Regions from separate parts of the Mus musculus genome. Here region 2 is linked to region 1. Evidence: chromatin loops called from intact Hi-C (ENCODE). Cell type or tissue: heart. All regions are shown on one strand. Each heading gives the region's core, and the rest is flanking DNA. Links, peaks and the distances in the headings are about the cores only. Region 1 overlaps Arid4a (AT rich interactive domain 4A (RBP1-like)). Region 2 holds the start of n-TKctt17 (a tRNA gene).

The links. A loop is a pair of places that touch in the nucleus more often than their neighbours do. Peaks named below come from ENCODE experiments on the same cell type or tissue, not always from the same donor. Only the 100,000 strongest peaks of a DNase experiment are listed, where the experiment ranks them.
Region 2: a loop joins it to region 1, with 2.2 times the contacts of the local background. A loop is called at or near these places in 2 of 42 quality-filtered maps.

The regions. Positions count from the first base shown.
Region 1 is chr12:71,069,281-71,077,614 of GRCm38, forward strand. It overlaps Arid4a (AT rich interactive domain 4A (RBP1-like)), which reads left to right. Exons shown (of 24, transcript NM_001081195.1): 17 at 554-751; 18 at 2,528-2,612; 19 at 3,310-3,451; 20 at 5,656-6,789; 21 at 7,163-7,267. Among named protein-coding and RNA genes, the nearest start is that of Tomm20l, 38 kb to the right of the region's middle. In heart, for the core only: a CTCF peak has its summit at 4,173; no DNase peak of the experiment used is centred there.
Region 2 is chr12:70,966,132-70,974,465 of GRCm38, forward strand. n-TKctt17 (a tRNA gene) reads right to left here and starts at 3,061; the gene lies at 2,989-3,061. It also overlaps a transcript of Psma3 not described here. In heart, for the core only: CTCF peaks have their summits at 2,558 and 3,798 (motif pointing right); DNase peaks (open chromatin) are centred at 2,220, 2,280, 2,880 and 3,860; H3K4me3 peaks cover 2,765 bases; H3K27ac peaks cover 2,591 bases.

The DNA of each region.
Region 1 (8,334 bases), core at 25-8,024:
ATCTTTTTTTTTTTTTTTTTTTTTTTTTTTTTTTGGTTTTTCGAGACAGGGTTTCTCTGTGTAGCCCTGGCTGTCCTGGAGCTCACTTTGTAGACCAGGCTGGCCTCGAACTCAGAAATCCACCTGCCTCTGCCTCCCGAGTGCTGGGATTAAAGGCGTGCACCACCACGCCCGGCTTGAATGAATCTTAACGACCATCCTAGGGCATATGTTTTTTTAATTTTTTGGTTTAAAAGTGATTTGTTTATTGACTCTGCATCTTCATTAACCGTGATTCTTGAATGGCCTTTAAGAAGAATGGGTTTACCTTTGTGTAGTGTACCTTTATGTCATCAACTCCTTGGTAAATGGTCCATGAAATCTCCTCCTCCTCCTCCTCCTCCTCCTCCTCCTCCTCCTCCTCCTCTTCTTCTTCCTCCTCCTCCTCCTCCCCTGACATGTCACCGAGGTAAACTCGGGTTGTCAAGACACAACGTGCTGGATCTTTTCTCAGTTCTTAGTTTGCCCTCCGTTGAGCTATTAGTAGCATTATCAATGTTGTAATTCACTGCAGGGAAGAGACTGAGAGCCGGTGTGACTCGGAAGGGGAGGACGAGGAGGACGACACAGAGCCCTGCCTGACGGGAACCAAAGTGAAGGTCAAGTACGGACGAGGAAAAACTCAGAAAATTTATGAAGCCAGCATCAAAAGCACGGAGATGGACGACGGGGAGATTCTGTACCTAGTGCACTACTACGGATGGAACGTCAGGTGAGCCGTGAAGCTGTGCGCTTACAAGGCACGCCTTGCTCTAAATATTACCAGCGCTTCCACTAGAGGCCAGCAGGATCTGCCCTTGAAACAACTGAGTCTATCACTCTTTTACTGGGAGGCAGACCACAAGACAGGAAGCCATGGGGCTGAGTCTGTGAGCGCTCAGGGCCCCACCTTAGGAACTAGGGCTAGTACAGGGCTCTGGGAACCTTGCAGCACTGTCAAGGAGCGAGGACACAACTCTAGGCTGCACATGCCTCTGTTTCCTTTTGCAGAAGTCAAGCCAGTGTCAAGTACCACAGTAGTTTGGAGTTGGCTTAGTAGTTAAAATCTGTGTTGGTTAGGACTTGGATTTGAGCTTCCGTTGTGTGGTAGGTTTAAGAAAGTCTTTGTTCTGTGCTGATACAGTCAGGAAGCTGATGTGATTCTATGATTGGCTTTCTTAATAAATCTTACCTGGAAGGAGCAACAACTAGATCAAAGTTAATCCTATAATTGGTAAAGAGGCAGAAGTGACTCATGAGTCACGAGAAAAAGGATATTTTGCCATTTCTGTGGCTTGGACAATGTTCCCTGTTCTGTGTTCAGACATGATTAGGAAGTTGTCTTTTTTCCTGTCTTGATCCCCTGTGAGCACGGAGCAGACATGTCTGTACAGTTGGCTGCATTCAAAGGAAGGGCATCTTAGTCAGACCAGCTTAGAACAACACTGAGGCCAGAAACCTTATAATTTCTGGGTAATTTAGTCCTATTTCTAAAATGGGACATCTGTGTGAGAGGAGCCCTGATGTGGCTGTAACACCTGCCTGACACATCACTCAGACCAGGCCAGAGAGGACCATGCTGAGGTCCTCCAGAGAGGTCTGCTCTTTTTTTGGTGTGATGTGTCCTGGGAAATTCAGGAGTAAGATGTTTTCTTCTTTTTAGCCCTAAATCAAGTATGTATCTTTCTTACTGCGTTTAGAAGATTGTATTTAATTATATAGATTTTTTTTTATATCAGCATGTAATCAGGTCTTGTTCTCTCTATTCCCTGTATATTTTATAGTTCCTGGTATATTAGTAGACCCTTAATAAATGTTCAAATTAAGAAATATCGATATATAAGGTATTGTTAGCCCTCTGTTCCAAAGGGCTTAGTTAGCTATTGGGTAATCTGGGAGAAGATGATTTTTAGCTGTAGTATAAGCATCATGGTATCTAGAGCAGCTAAAACCTGTACATACTTGAGCTTTGCACGTCTCCATGGCAACTAGTCTACAGTGTTACTGAATATGAATATCTGTGCACTTGGCATAATGCAAGAAGTATTACTTAGTTCTGCATAGTTTACTCTATTTGATCTGTAAGTTCCAATTGTGAGAACTGAAAACAAAGCACTACAGATAGTTTAGAATTGGGAGTTTACCCACCCCGTCCTCTCTTTGAACCTTGAAGAAGCTCTTTTCTAGTTGTTGCCTTGAGGGTTGAGTGTTTTTGTTTTTTGTTTTGTTTTTTCAAGTTGAGGTTTCTCTGTGTAGCCCTGCCCTGCCCCAAAACTCTCTGTGTAGACCAGATTGGCCTGGAACTCAAAGAGATCTGCCTGCTTCTGCCCCCTAGTAGTGCTGGTATCAAAGGCGTGTGCCATCTCTGCCCAACAGGAACAGACTTTTTCTCTCACTGCTGGGGCGTGTGTGTGTGTGTGTGCGTGTGCGTGTGTGTGTGTGTGTGTGTGCATGTGTGTGAGTGTGAATATATTTCATATAGTGAAAGGTGAAATTTTTTTTCTTTAAGATATGATGAATGGGTAAAAGCTGACAGGATAATCTGGCCCTTGGACAAAGGTGGACCAAAGAAAAAACAAAAGAAGAAAGTTAAGGTATGTCCATACATTTATAACACTTATAGATGTGGGAATTATTCATGTATCTTTTCTGTTAGATTTTGTTTTTTAATAGTTTTACCTTCATAGGAAAAATACAAAGGTACAGGAATTTCCGATGTGCCCTTTGCCCTAAGTGGGTATCGTGTTATGCACTGTCGGCCCCTTACCCTCACAAGAGGGACCCATTTGTTATAGTGGTAAATACCCACAGATTACACTGGGGTAGGTATACATCAGAGGTGTAAGACTTCGCTGGGTCTCTGTGCCTGTAGAGGTTTGGGCAGATGTGTAATGCCATTATTCATCCTTAGAACCACACAGAGGACCTCATCACCCTGGAAACCCACTGTTCTCCTCTTCCCTCCACCTCCACAGTGTCAACCCTGCCTGCTGGCCCACTGTACACTTGGCCACGCCTTCTGTCCGGTTCCTGCTGTAGAGGTCTGCCTAGTGTTTTGTCTGTTTCTGATGCCTTTCATTCCCTCTGCAGGAAATGAGCCAGGGGGAGTGATTCTATTCAAATGAATGGGTTAGAAAACTGTTCTAGATTTTTCTATAAGTGCATACTGGTATTTTACTTTAAATTAACTGACCTTTTTGTTTTGGAATTAATAGATTTTCTTAGAGAAAATGGAATGTTCATTTTTGAAAGGCCTTGGCCTTTCTCATGCATTTTGTTGTTATTACTCAGAATAAAGAAGATAGTGAAAAGGACGAAAAGAGGGATGAAGAGAGGCAGAAGTCCAAACGGGGAAGACCACCTTTAAAATCTACTTTTTCGCCAAACATGCCATACAGTTTATCTAAGACGTCAAACAGTGAAGGAAAATCAGGTACCAGAAATGCCCATGGCAATGTGACAGGCAGCATACCTCTGTCTGGTGAGACAGAAGGGGCTCAGTTCTGAGGGTTGTTGACTTTTAAAACTATATAGATATTATGTACACACACATATGCATCACTGAACAATGGGACACATTCTAAGGGGACTTCATCATGGCACAAATGTCATAGAGGATGATTACTGAACTAAAGGGCTAGTGTCCCTAGGTGACAAGAGCTTACAACAGGGCCTCAGGTATATGCAGCCATCGTGGACCAAAGTATAATTGTGTGGCCCATGAGGGTCACTCAGTGAGAGGCATAGCAGCTTATCTTGGTTTGGAACCTAGCATGATTGAAAGTACAGAGTGTAATTGGCAGCTGACACTTATTTTGTGGTATATTCTAGTTTAAACTCGAGTGATATTAACCCAGGATGCCGTCTGTCAGGAGGATTTTTAGATACAACCAGTTAGCTGTAGGGAAATGAAACAATCCTCGAATCCCAGTGTGTGTTGGGCTCTGCTTCAAACCATGTGATGCACCAATGCCTCCTGTTAGTTGGGCACCGTCAGCCTGTTACCACACGTGGGAGCTGTTGAGAGCACAGGCTACATAGGAGGGCTTGTGGTGAGCACAGCAGAGCAGATTTTACTCCGCTGTAATTGTCCCCGTCACTTTTCCATTCTTTTTTCTATGTAATTTAAGAGATCTTAAATGGTGGTATTAGAAAATTATTCTCCTTGGAGAGAAAACTACTAAAGGATAGGTTTACCATCAGCTGCAGTGTGTACACCATAAAGGGGGTCTTTCCGAATCCTCCTGCCACCTGCTGGTAGCTCACGATCATACAGGAAACCATACAGATGCAAGGTTTCTTGGACGTGTGTGCTGTTTCTCAGGCAGCCTGTGCTGGTGCAGTGTTCAGCCTACACAACCATCCACATCAGAGTCACAGAACTGCCTCACTGAGGAGCGTTTGACGTGAGGAAATGGGATTCTACATTCCACTTTTACTAAAACCACAGAACTTGTATACTTAATGACGTAATCATTCAGGGACGGAGAAGTCAGCTGCACTTCAGTACTCAACACCACATGCTTTCCTGACACCTGTCACTCCAACCCCACAGTATCTGCCTCCTCTTTTGGCCTCCATGGACCCAGTACAGAATATATATGCAGATTCTCCTGTTCATCAGATGGAAACAAATTCTAAACAAAGGAGAGCCAACAAGCAGAAAACATAAAACTTTGTCAAGTATCGTGGTGGTGCACACCATTAATCTCAGTACTTGAGAGGCAGAGGCAGGGGGAATCTCTTGAGTTTCAGGAAGGCCTGGACTCCATGCTGATGCAGGCCAGGCTACACACTGAGAACCCAAAGTTATCTTTAAAAAAATGAACACCTTCAGTGTTTGCCTTTCTAAAATTCTCTAAAGAGGGTGTAAGCAATACAGGGATAGTTTTTACATTGTGTGGTTTTATAGTTTTGGACTGCTGCCTTAGTTTCTGAAAAATTCTCTGACAGAAAGTGAATAATTTGTCTTGCCAGCAGGGGTCTCTTGCCTGTACTAAGACCATTTAAGGTATGGAGAATTCACATTGCTCGTTTTTTTAAGGATTTATTTATTTAATGTATATGAGTACACTGTAGCTGTACAGATGGTTTGAGCCATCATGTGGTTGCTGGGAATTGAACTCAGGACCTCTGCTCACTCGGGTCCCGCTTGCTCCAGCGCCACATTGCTCATTTTAATCCAGACTAATTTTAGGTAGAATGTCATATTCCTCTAGAATGCAAAGTAGTTAATCTTTGTAGTAAGTCAGGTCAAGTCAGTTAACATACTAGCTTTTTATCGTTGTTTGTTTTACTTTTTCTTTGTTTATTTTTTGAGACAGGGTTTCTCTGTGTAGCTCTGGCTGTACTGGAACTCTATATTCCAGGATGACTGGGAGCTCAGAGATCCACTTGCCCATGCCTCTGCCCCCTGAGTGCGGGAATTAAAGGCGTGTGTCACCACGTTGTTTATCCTCACGGTTTTATTTCAGCCCTTCCCCTCACATTTTAGCACAAATCTTTGTTTTACTTCATAGAAAAAAATGTCTCTAGAGATTCAGAAGTATAGAAAGGATCTCGTTTACACTTGGTAGTATTTTACTTATTGCATTGGTATCTCGTGTAATCGTCTGTACAACGTATGTTTCCCTGCAGACTCCTGTTCATCTGATAGTGAGGCAGACGACCAGCTGGAGAAGAGCTCAGGGGGTGAAGATCTTTCTCCTGATGTCAAAGAAGAATTGGAAAAAAATGAAAATGCACATGATGATAAACTAGATGAAGAAAACCCAAAGATTGTACATATATCAAAAGAAAACGACAGGACTCAGGCACAGCCCTCAGACACCCTGACGGTGGAGGCAGGGGACAGCGATCAAATTGTGCATATTTTTGGAGACAAAGTGGACCAAGTAGAAGAATTTAAGAAACAGGTGGAAAAGTCTCCCAAAGGGAAGGGAAGGCGCAGCAAGACAAAAGACCTTTCGTTAGAACTTATAAAGATTTCACCTTTCGGCCAGGAGGAAGCAGGCAGCGAAGCTCATGGGGACGTTCATAGCCTGGAGTTTTCTTCACTAGAATGTAAAAACTTTTCTTCTACTGAAGATGACATCGACCCATATGAGAAAGAAAAAAAGTTGAAACGAAAAATCCTGGGACAGCAATCCCCAGAAAAAAAATTGAGACTTGATAATGGCATGGAAATGACAACTGGAGTGTCCCAAGAGAGGTCTGACGATGGCGCGGGAGCCGAGGGCATGAAAGGCGCACACGTGGAACAGCACTTTGAAACAGAAGGTGAAGGGATGCCATCGCTGACAGCCGAGCCCGACCAGGGCCTTCAAGAACTGACTAGTGAGAAATCGGACAGTCCAGCCGAAGAAGAACCGGTGCACACGCCACTCAAAGAAGAGGAGGATGCGATGCCTCTGATCGGGCCTGAAACCTTGGTTTGCCATGAGGTAGACCTGGATGATTTAGATGAGAAGGATAAGACCAGTATTGAGGATGTGGTAGTAGAAGGCTCTGAGTCTAACTCTCTGGCTTCCGTACCACCTGCCTTACCTCCTGTAGCACAGCATAACTTTTCCGTAGCTTCCCCACTCACTCTCAGCCAAGACGAGTCCCGAAGTATAAAGAGTGAGAGTGACATTACAATTGAAGTTGATAGCATCGCCGAAGAATCACAAGAAGGCCTCTGTGAGAGGGAATCGGCGAACGGGTTTGAAGCCAGTGTTGCCTCTGGTGCCTGTAGTATAATTGCACACGAGCGAGAGAGCAGAGAGAAGGGTAAGACTTGCGGGGGACTGAGCCAGTCAGGGCTTGGCTATGACAGACGTTTACAATTGTCTGTTTAAGAAAATAGTGGGGGGCTAGAGAGATGGCTCAGCGGTTAAGAGCACCGACTGCTCTTCCAAAGGTCCTGAGTTCAAATCCCAGCAACCACATGGTGGCTCACAACCATCTGTAACAAGATCTGACTCCATCTCCTGGAGTGTCTGAAGATAGCTACAGTGTAACTTACATATAATAAATAAATCTTTTTTAAAAAATTTAAAAATTAAAAAAAAAAAAGAAAAGAAAATAGTGGAATGGCATGGACAGGTGTGTAAACGGACCTGTCTGCCTCTGCTTCTGTTTTCAAGCTTTTCCTTTATTTCAGGTCAGAAAAGGCCAAGCGATGGAAATAGTGGATTAATTGCAAAAAAGCAAAAGCGAACCCCAAAGCGGACAAGTGCTGCAGCCAAAACTGAAAAGAACGGAGCAGGTGGGTGTTTGCCAGCGCTCGACTTCCGGTGCTCGGCCTCCGGTGCTCAAGCACCCGTGACCTTGCGGGTGCTTGTTGCTGTCCGTTCCTGCCCAGCACAGACTCGGGACTTGATCATTTGAGCCATTCCAAAAATGCGTGAGGTTTATTATGTTCTGAAAATAATTTCATTCTTTTTAGTGTGTGTGTGTGTGTGTGTGTGTGTGTGTGTGTGTGCGCGCGTGCGAAACATTTGTACTCACGTGCACGTGTGTGTATATGCACATATCTGTGTATGCACATGCCATCAAATGTATGTAGAGGTCAGAGAACAGCCTGTGCAGTCACTTCTCTGTCTGTCTGTATATGATGGGATTAAACTCAGATGTGGAGGCTTGCACTGCAAGAACTCTACCGGCCTCCTCCCCCCACCCCCATCCCACCCCGCCTTCATTTTAATCTAAAGATGCCTATTAGTTTTACTTAGAACTGCAACAGCTAAAATTATCACAAAGCAATTAAATATAAGGCATTTCAGAATCTTCAAGAAAAGAAAAGGTTTGTTGTGGTGTTAAAAGTATGCAAAACATGTGTTTATACTGGGAATGGTCTCTTTTAGTCAGTGTAGTGGCTATTCCTGGTTGTCAACTTGACAATATTTGGAATGAACTACAATCCGGAATTGGAAGGCTCACCAGTGACCCTTATCTGGAGGCTTGGAGATCCTTATCTGGATCTTGGTTTGAAGATCTTGAGCCATATTGGCTATGGATTCCAGAAGATTGAATCTCCGAGTTTAAGGAACACACCTTTAATCTGGGCTACGCCTTTCATCTGGGATTAAAGGTGTGGTGGAACACACCTTTAATCTGGGCTACACCTTCTGCTGGAGACAATATAAGGACATTGGAAGAAGGGAGTCTAGCTCTTGCTCCTGCTCCTTCGCCTGCTTGCTGCGTGAGACTGAGTAACTGCTAGATCCTTGGACTTCCATTCACAGCTGTGACTGAACGATTGTTGGGAATTGAGCTGCCGACTGTAAGTCATCAATAAATTCCTTTATTATCTAGAGACTATCCATAAGTTCT
Region 2 (8,334 bases), core at 169-8,168, 100 kb before region 1:
GCCAGCAGAATCAACTAAGCAGGGCTCATAGAGACTGAAGCAACAATCACACAGCCTGCATGATCTGCCTTAGGTTCTCTGCATGTATGTCCTGGACCTGTAGCTTGGATTTCTTGAGGATCTCCTAACTGTGGGAATGGAGTGTGTGTGTCTCTCTCTGACTCTTCCACCTGCTCTTGAGACCCATTTCTTCTTACTAGGTTGCCTTGCCAGCCTTAAAGTGAGGGTTTGTGCATACTCTTATTGTACCTTGTTGGGATACCCCTGGGAAACCACTTTTCTGAAAGGAGATGGGTGGGGGGATCTTTGGTATGGGGGAGGGCGGTGAGAGGGTGATTGAAGAAGTGGAGAGAAGTGATGCTCGCTCGGGGTGTGTGGGAAGGGTGGACAGAGAGGAAACGAAGGTCAAGATGGAATATGTGAGAGACGTTTTAAAGGGGGATGGCATCAGGAGAGTATCCGTGTGGTAGAATGCCATGGACCACCCCAGTCGGCTATTGGGGTCCCTGGAATGAGGGTCCTTGAAGCTAGGTGGGTAAGGATTTGGTGGTGACAAACAGAAACAAACACAGAGGCAGTTTGAATATGAGTGTATTCTGCAGCTCTCAAGCAGGGGATTTTATACATTAAAAAACCAAACATTACATCTCTTAGAAACTATATCCGGTAAAACAATCACAGATACCAACAAAAATCATTTGGCACAGTAAAGCACAAAAATCGCTGGGCGTGCGCACGCCTTTAATCCCAGCACTCGGGAGGCAGAGGCAGGTGGATTTCTGACTTCGAGGCCACCCTGGTCTACAAAGTGAGTTCCAGGACAGCCAGGGTTATACAGAGAAACCCTGTCTCAAAAAAAAAAAAAAAAAAAAGGCACAAAAATCATACAAGCATTACAACTCTGAAACTATGTATTCAGTGAATCACAAACATCATTATAAACCATCAAAATATAACAATTCTAGTGGGGGCTGTCATCCAAGGCTAGTGGCATATTTTCAGGAGCAGGTTAATAAATCTTTAACGGTCAGTGCTCTTAACCACTGAACTAACTTTCCAGCCCCATGGTCAATTATTATTTAACATCTAGTGCCTGGTTTTTTATAATCTTCAATGTATAAATGTAAACTATTTTAATTCTTTCTAATTACGGCTTTCTTTACCATATACCAAAATCCACCTCCAATGACACACGTGTAACCATATGAAATTTTATTGTTGGGAAAGTTTTTATCATAATAGTTTTGTAAATGATTTAGGAAGTAAAGTGTTGGTTTCCCTTGGGATAAGGTCATGTTAGTGGCCCCATGGTAGGGATGGTTTTCTACCCATTATTCTTGCTTAATATCTTGGCCTAGGCTAGCTACCAGGAACATGTAAATAAGAAAAGGAATAAGAGAAAACAAAACAGATAGATTGCCATGAGAACTACAGCTCAATATTTTTTCTCCGGCAAAGAGTTCCACAACCGGTTCCAAGAAGCCCCCCCCCCCCCCTTTTGAGGTTGTTCGTCTAAGTCTGGAACTTGTCACACAGATCCTACTGGAGGTGGTGTGGCAGCGGAAGTCAGAGGAGAGGTGGATCCACAACAAAGTGATCAAATTTGTGATAGGCCAATGGTTCCGGCATGGCAATTAACTATTAGGTTTGGTAAAATGAAGATGATGGGCTTTTTGCTGACAAGTAAGGGAACAGGAGAAGGACATAAAAGTCTGACAGGAATAGTCCAGAAAACGCAAAATGTAGACCCAGCCCCGGGAAAGTGGTGAGAGATCCAAGCCCCACAGCATTAACGGACTGATGAATGCTTTTGGCTAAATTGTTTTTGCCCCTTTCTCAAAGAGCAAGCTGTCCAACCCCAAACACCCCTCTCTTGCCAAAAGGCCAATTATTAGTTATAGCTTTGTTCTTCTTTTCATCTGCTCATCACAGAAATAAGATGGTTCAACCCACACCTTTTTTCTTTTTGAGTCTAAGCCCAGGCTGGCTTCCACCTCACAACAGGTTACACTTCTGCCACCCAGCCTCTCCTGTGCTACGATTACAGGGTGTGCCACCACACCCCGCTTAGGAGACCAGAGAAGCAGGCGTGCACCTCTGTAAATTCCAGGCCGGCCTGGGCTATGTGGAGTTCCAGGACTACGTAGGCACGCCTCGGAGAGAGGAAGGGTGGGGTGGGGTGGGGATGCTTTCGGTTCGCTTTGGGATAAACAGCAGAATCTCGGCACGCTGAAGGGAAGGACCATCAGTCAGGAAATTCGATCGGTTTAGTGAAGGAGAGGAGGCCGGCCTGGAGGAAGGAGCGGGGGCCCTGAGGGACCTGGCCGCCCAGGAGCCTCTGGCGACAGTCGGTGGGCCGGGTCGCCCCGTTATCAGACGCTAAAGCAGAAGGGAGGGAGGTACTTCTGCTTCTTCCCTCACACATCCGTCAGTTCCAGGCGAGTGAGTCTCAGAGGGCAGCCCAAGGCTCCACGTCCCGAGAACTCGGGAAAGACGATGCTCGGGTGCTCCCCTCCCGCACCCCCAAAAAAGCCCTGCAGCGACCGGAGGGAGGCGGAAGTGAGCAGAGGAACCTCTGCAAATAAGGAAGTTAGTCCTTTCCATGGCTTCCCTCACCTACGTCTGTTTTGACATCCGATCTCTTGGGATTTGGAAAAACAGCCAAAATCAGCGATCACAGTTTTATTAGGAAAAAAAACAAAACAAAACAAAACAAAACAATTGAAACTATGAGAGCTAGCACTCCGAAAGCATTCTTAAGAGAGTAGTAAATTCCTGTTCCTGCTTTAAGCCCGAGCCGTGGGCGTAGGCCTGAGTTTTGGAGTGCGCAAGCGCAGTTTGAGAACTGTGTTTCCTGTAAAGATGATTAACATTGAAAGCGTTTAAATTATCTAAGTTTAGGTTAATTCATCTTAGCTGTGATAGAACTTGCAAATCTTTGACAGTAAATTTGAGTTTTTGAATGCTTTAAAGTACAAAAAGAAACACCGCCCAACGTGGGGCTCGAACCCACGACCCTGGGATTAAGAGTCCCATGCTCTACCGACTGAGCTAGCCGGGCAGATGTGATTTGGCTCCGATTTTATACCTTTTGAGAGTGTTCATCTGCAGTTGCTTCTCAGGTTTGCTTGTTTTTTTGGTCTTTGTTCTGTTCTTTTTTTTTTTTTTTTTTTTTTTTTTCTTTTACTATTTTCTGTTTCTGAAAAGAAAGTATAACCGGTAATCTGATAAAAAGTTGAAAGTATATTCTCTGAATTTGAAGCTAAGAATGCAAACTCTCACAGAAAAAAATTAATAAAATAAAGGGGGGAAAAGGCCCCCAAACAACAAACAAAACAAAAAAAAGGAAGACAGAGTTGTTAAATACTAAGAATAAGTGAGAATACGTCCTTAATTCTCATTATGACAAGCCAAGACGATGGAATATTAGCCTATGAATCCATATATATTTTGAGCTACAGGTGAATTTATCAAGGTAAGGGATTTTGCGCATTTCTGAGATGCATGTGTCTGTTTGGGGATGGCTATTAATCCTATTTTTCGGAATTGCAGGTTAAAGCCTAATTGAAAAACAAAAACGGGTAAACCTAAATTAAGGAATAGCCAAATAGTTTTTTTTTTAAAGATATCATAAACCTGAGATTGACAAACAATTTCCATAACTCTATCCATAAAACATACAAACATATAGGACGAGTCTCCTGGGATGATTTTAAAGTATAAGAGGTGTCTTGAAAGGTTTAGATTCTTTCCAAAGACGTAGTTTATGTAATGGGTATTTTGTCTGCATTTACGTCTGCGTACCAGGAGAGGGCATCGGAGCGGAACGCACGAATCTACAGTTACTGATGGCTTTGAGACGCCATGTTGGTATGAGAAATTGAGTTTAATTGCTGAGCTATATCTCTCTGAACCAATAGTTTAGGCTCTGTAAAGTAGTCCTAGGATCGGGTGTAGTGGCGCATGCCATTGAAAAACCAGCCTTTGGGAGGATCTCTGAGTTCGAGGCCAGCCTAGTTTACAGTTCCACCTCAGCTAAGTCTACACAGAAAGAAAAACCCCTAGTGAACCGAGGACCTAAAGATTTAAAAACGTTAAGCTTCGAGTGCCATAAACACTAACCCTTTCTGCCTTCACAATTCAAACTGGTTTATTAATGGCTATTTAGAACTTGGTAGATAGAATCTGGAGGTACTCTTTATCTTTTGCAAATAATTTATTTATAGGTGGCGTGAGGTAGCTCAGGCCTGTAATTCTAACATTCAAGAGGCAGAGGTAGGAGAATTGCTAGATCTTTTCTTAAAACAAATAATGAGCCAAATATTTAAAGCAGCAGGACGTGGTGGCACTGACATGGTGGCACTGACATGGGCTTTGTTCCCTGTTCTGCTGAGGAAGAAACAAACAGATCTCTAAGAGTTCAAAGCCAGCTGGGTCTACATAGGAAATTTCAGGCCAGTCAGGGTTGCACATTGAGATCCTGTTTCAAAAGAAGAATTATAAAGCCGGGCAGTGGTGGCGGGCTCGCCTTTAATCCTAGCACTTGGGAGGCAGAGGCAGGCAGATTTCTGAGTCCGAGGCCAGCCTGATCTACAGAGTGAGTTCCAGGACAGCCAGGGCTATACAGAGAAACCCTGTCTGGAAAAACAAAAACAAACAAACAAAAAAAAGGTAAAATTATAGTAATAACTACTTTAAAGATAATTGGATGTGTATAAAATATAACAGTACCTATTTTGATAAAGTTATTGAGTATTATAGAACCACTGTTTAAGTGATTTGTTAAAATCATATTACCTACTTTTTGCAAAGCTCTGTTAGTTGCTGGGCCTTGAAAGTTCATCACCCTACAATAAAGAAGTGTAAAGCCTTACCCATTTCACAAGTACTACTTCTAGAAGTCATTTGAAATAACTTTGAAAACAAACAAACAAACAAACCCATTTAAGTCTTGTACGGAATCAAGCAAATGTGCAAAGGACCTCAGCTTTCACCTCAGAGCCTTCCTCTAAGATACAAGGTAAAGCAATAATCCAACTGCCACGGAAGCAGGACGAGACCCCACACTGTCCGGGGATTGATGCAGCCGATACAGAGGCACTCAAGTGCTGTGCACTGCACACAAGCAGTAAATTATGTAGATGTTTAGCTGGATACTTAAAATTTGTAGAAGTTATAGTTCATCTTTGAGGTGAGCCCTCCTGTAAAGATGGCCTTAAATCAGAACCCCCCAGGAAAGAACTACAGCTACAGTGCTTTATTGCTATTGATTTGGGAGTTTGTCATTATTATTTTTATTATTGTTGTTGGTTTTTGAGACAGGGTTGTCCTGTGTAAGAGCCCTGGCTGTCCTAGAACTTGATTTGTAGTCAAGGATCGGCTTGAACTCACAGAGATTCGCCTTCCTCTGCCTCCAATGTACTGGGATTAAAAGGTGTGTGCCACTATTGGCCGGTCTCATGGTCTCATTTGTTTTTGTTTTTGTTTTTGTTTTTGTTTTTGTTTGTGTGTGTTTTTAAGACAAAATTGTGTTATCTAGGCTAGCCTGAAATTCAAGAGATCTTCCTGCCTCGGCCTCCCACATATGAGATTGCAGGCCCATGCCACAACACTAAAATAGTACTAAAGAACTTTAATCAGAATTAGGGAAGTGTTTTCTCCAAGTAAATTCACATCTTTTACTTAGCCATTCGTTCAGGAATAAAGTATAATCACTATTCACAGTGTTTTCTCAGCAGGAAGGAGGAACAACGGAATTTCTGCTCTCCCCTTCCCTTCGGCATCCAGTTACCCAGTAAACCTACAGATCTGAAATCCATTCACACATGTCCTTGTTACTGCTCTAGTCCAAACCATTCTTCATTCCTAATCATCTACAAAGATGCAATAGCGTTCCAGTTATGCCTGCGTTTCCCCATCTATCAGGGAGAAACAAGAGATGGTCTAAAAAGTTAAACCAAACCATGTCAATTAGCTGCTTAAGAAAGGTCTGATAGCTCCACAGTAGAAAACTAATAAGGTGAATGAAATGATGGACTGTCTACATTTAGCAACTATGGGCATAAGGACATGTTCAAATAGCAATCCTCAGACATTAAAATTAATGAGTAAAAAGGTAAAGAATAGCAAGATGTTTACCTACTCCCAACTTATCATCACATAGTTTCCAATTACAATTATAAACGAAAATGCAGAAACAATAGAGAAACTTTAGAGACATTAAAATGATCGTTATTAGTAATAGAATAGATTGTCCACACCATTTACCTCCTGCTACAACACTCTGACATGAATGCAAACTAATGGTGTAGTAGTATTCCCACTGGAAGTGAAGCACTTGACATGAAAAGAAGTCAGAAAAACTAAATTAATGAATATCCGGTTTGTTTGATTGTTTGGTTTTTTTTTTGTTTGTTTGTTTGTTTTTTGAGACAGGATTTCTCTATGTAAGTAGCTATGGCTGTCCTGGAACTTGTTCTGTTGACCAGACTGTCCCAGAACTCAAGAGATGTGCCTGCCTCTGGCTCAGAGTGCTGAAATAAAAGGTATGTGCCAATACAGATTTTTTTAAGATTTATTTTTATTACTTTTAATGTGTGTGTGTGTGTGTGTGTGTGTGTGTGCTGCCTAACCTGGGTGCTGTGACTCAAACACAGGTCCTCCAGAGGAGCAGCCCATGCTTTTAATTGCTGGGGCATCTATCCAGTCTCAGCATTAACATCTCCTAAGAATACAAAGATTGTAAACGCTGAGGTTGATGGCATGGCTCAAGGGTTAAGAGCAAAGAAACTCACAGCCACTTGTAACTCCAGTTCCAGGAGATTCAAAGTCACCCTCTGTTCTCTGTGGTCACCTGTTCTCACGTGCACACTTCCTCCCCTCAAACATGTAAAAATAATAAAAATACTACTACTAAGCAACCCTTTTTCCACACTCGGAGGGAGGCTGAAACACAACGAATGAAATGTGTGCTGTTGGTTTTTCTTTTCTTTTTCCTTTTTTTTCTTATGAAAGACATTACCTAGGCTTGGAGTGATAAACCAGGGTTGTAATTCCATCTTTAGGTAGAGGCTGAAAGATTAGGAGTTCAGTGCCATCTTTGGCCAGCCTAAGATACTTGAGACTGCTTCAACAAAACAACGAACCAAAATAAAGTTGATTGATAGTGGGTTTTTAAAAATGTGTTTTTATTGATGTTTGTTTTGTTTTCTTTTTAGACAGGGCTCTTATATTGCAAGCTGGCCTCCCGTCCCTGCCTTCTGCATCACCCTGCTGGAAAATATTTTCTAGCTATATAAAATAAAAGTCTCCAGATATTTATTTATTTTGTTTTTTTGAGACAGGGTTTTTCTGTATAGCCCTGGCTGTCCTGGAACTCACTTTGTAGACCAGATTGACCTCGAACTCAGAAATCCGCCTGCCTCTGCCTCCCGAGTACTGGGATTAAAGGCGTGTGCCACCACGCTCGGCTCAGATATATTTTTTTAAATAAAAATATTTCTAACGTTGTATTTACAATTGGGATTTAAAATCCACCCACCACTAGGTCAGGTTCCATGCCCACTCCTTTGATTTATCTGTTGCCCTCCCTCCACTTAATACTTAAGATCATAACCTGATAGTTGTTAGAATGAGCCGAGCAACTGGAGTCCCCCAAGCCACCTTAGCCTTTCCTAACGCTAAGTCTCATAATCTTCCTAGTAGGAATGAAGATATTCTAAAGAAGCTCTTGTGCTCCTCTTTTTGATAAGACTCCAAGAAACTGGAACTTCTCCAGGAATTACATGCTGGGTGAAAGAAGGCTGAAGCCTGCCTGGTTCCAGCCAGAGGGACAGCTTTCTCTCACACATAGATTTCACACCACCTTGCAGGAGAGGCTAAAGTTGAAACCATGATGGAAAAGGTATCACACCTTGACCGAGGCTGCTTAGTTATGCACAGCAGTTGAACCAAACGTCATGTTCGGACTCTGATGATGAACTTGGTCGGAGGATGGGGGGGTCAATTGCCTCCTTTTGTTCCTTTTCCTTTTTTTTTTTTTTTTTTTTTTTTTTTTTTGGTGTTTTTGAGACAGGGTTTCTCTGTGTAGTCCTGGCTGTCCTGGAACTCACTTTGTAGACCAGGCTGGCCTCGAACTCAGAAATCCGCCTGCCTCTGCCTCCCGAGTGCTGGGATTAAAGGCATGCGCCACCACGCCCGGCTTTGTTCCTTTTCCTAAGGTGGGTTTTTCCTTCCCCGACTTTTAAGAATTCCTGTCTGTGTGGGCTACAGAGGACAGGTGCCCAAGCCTGTCCTCCTTAGGATTATTAGCTACTTAGGACTATTAGGAACTAG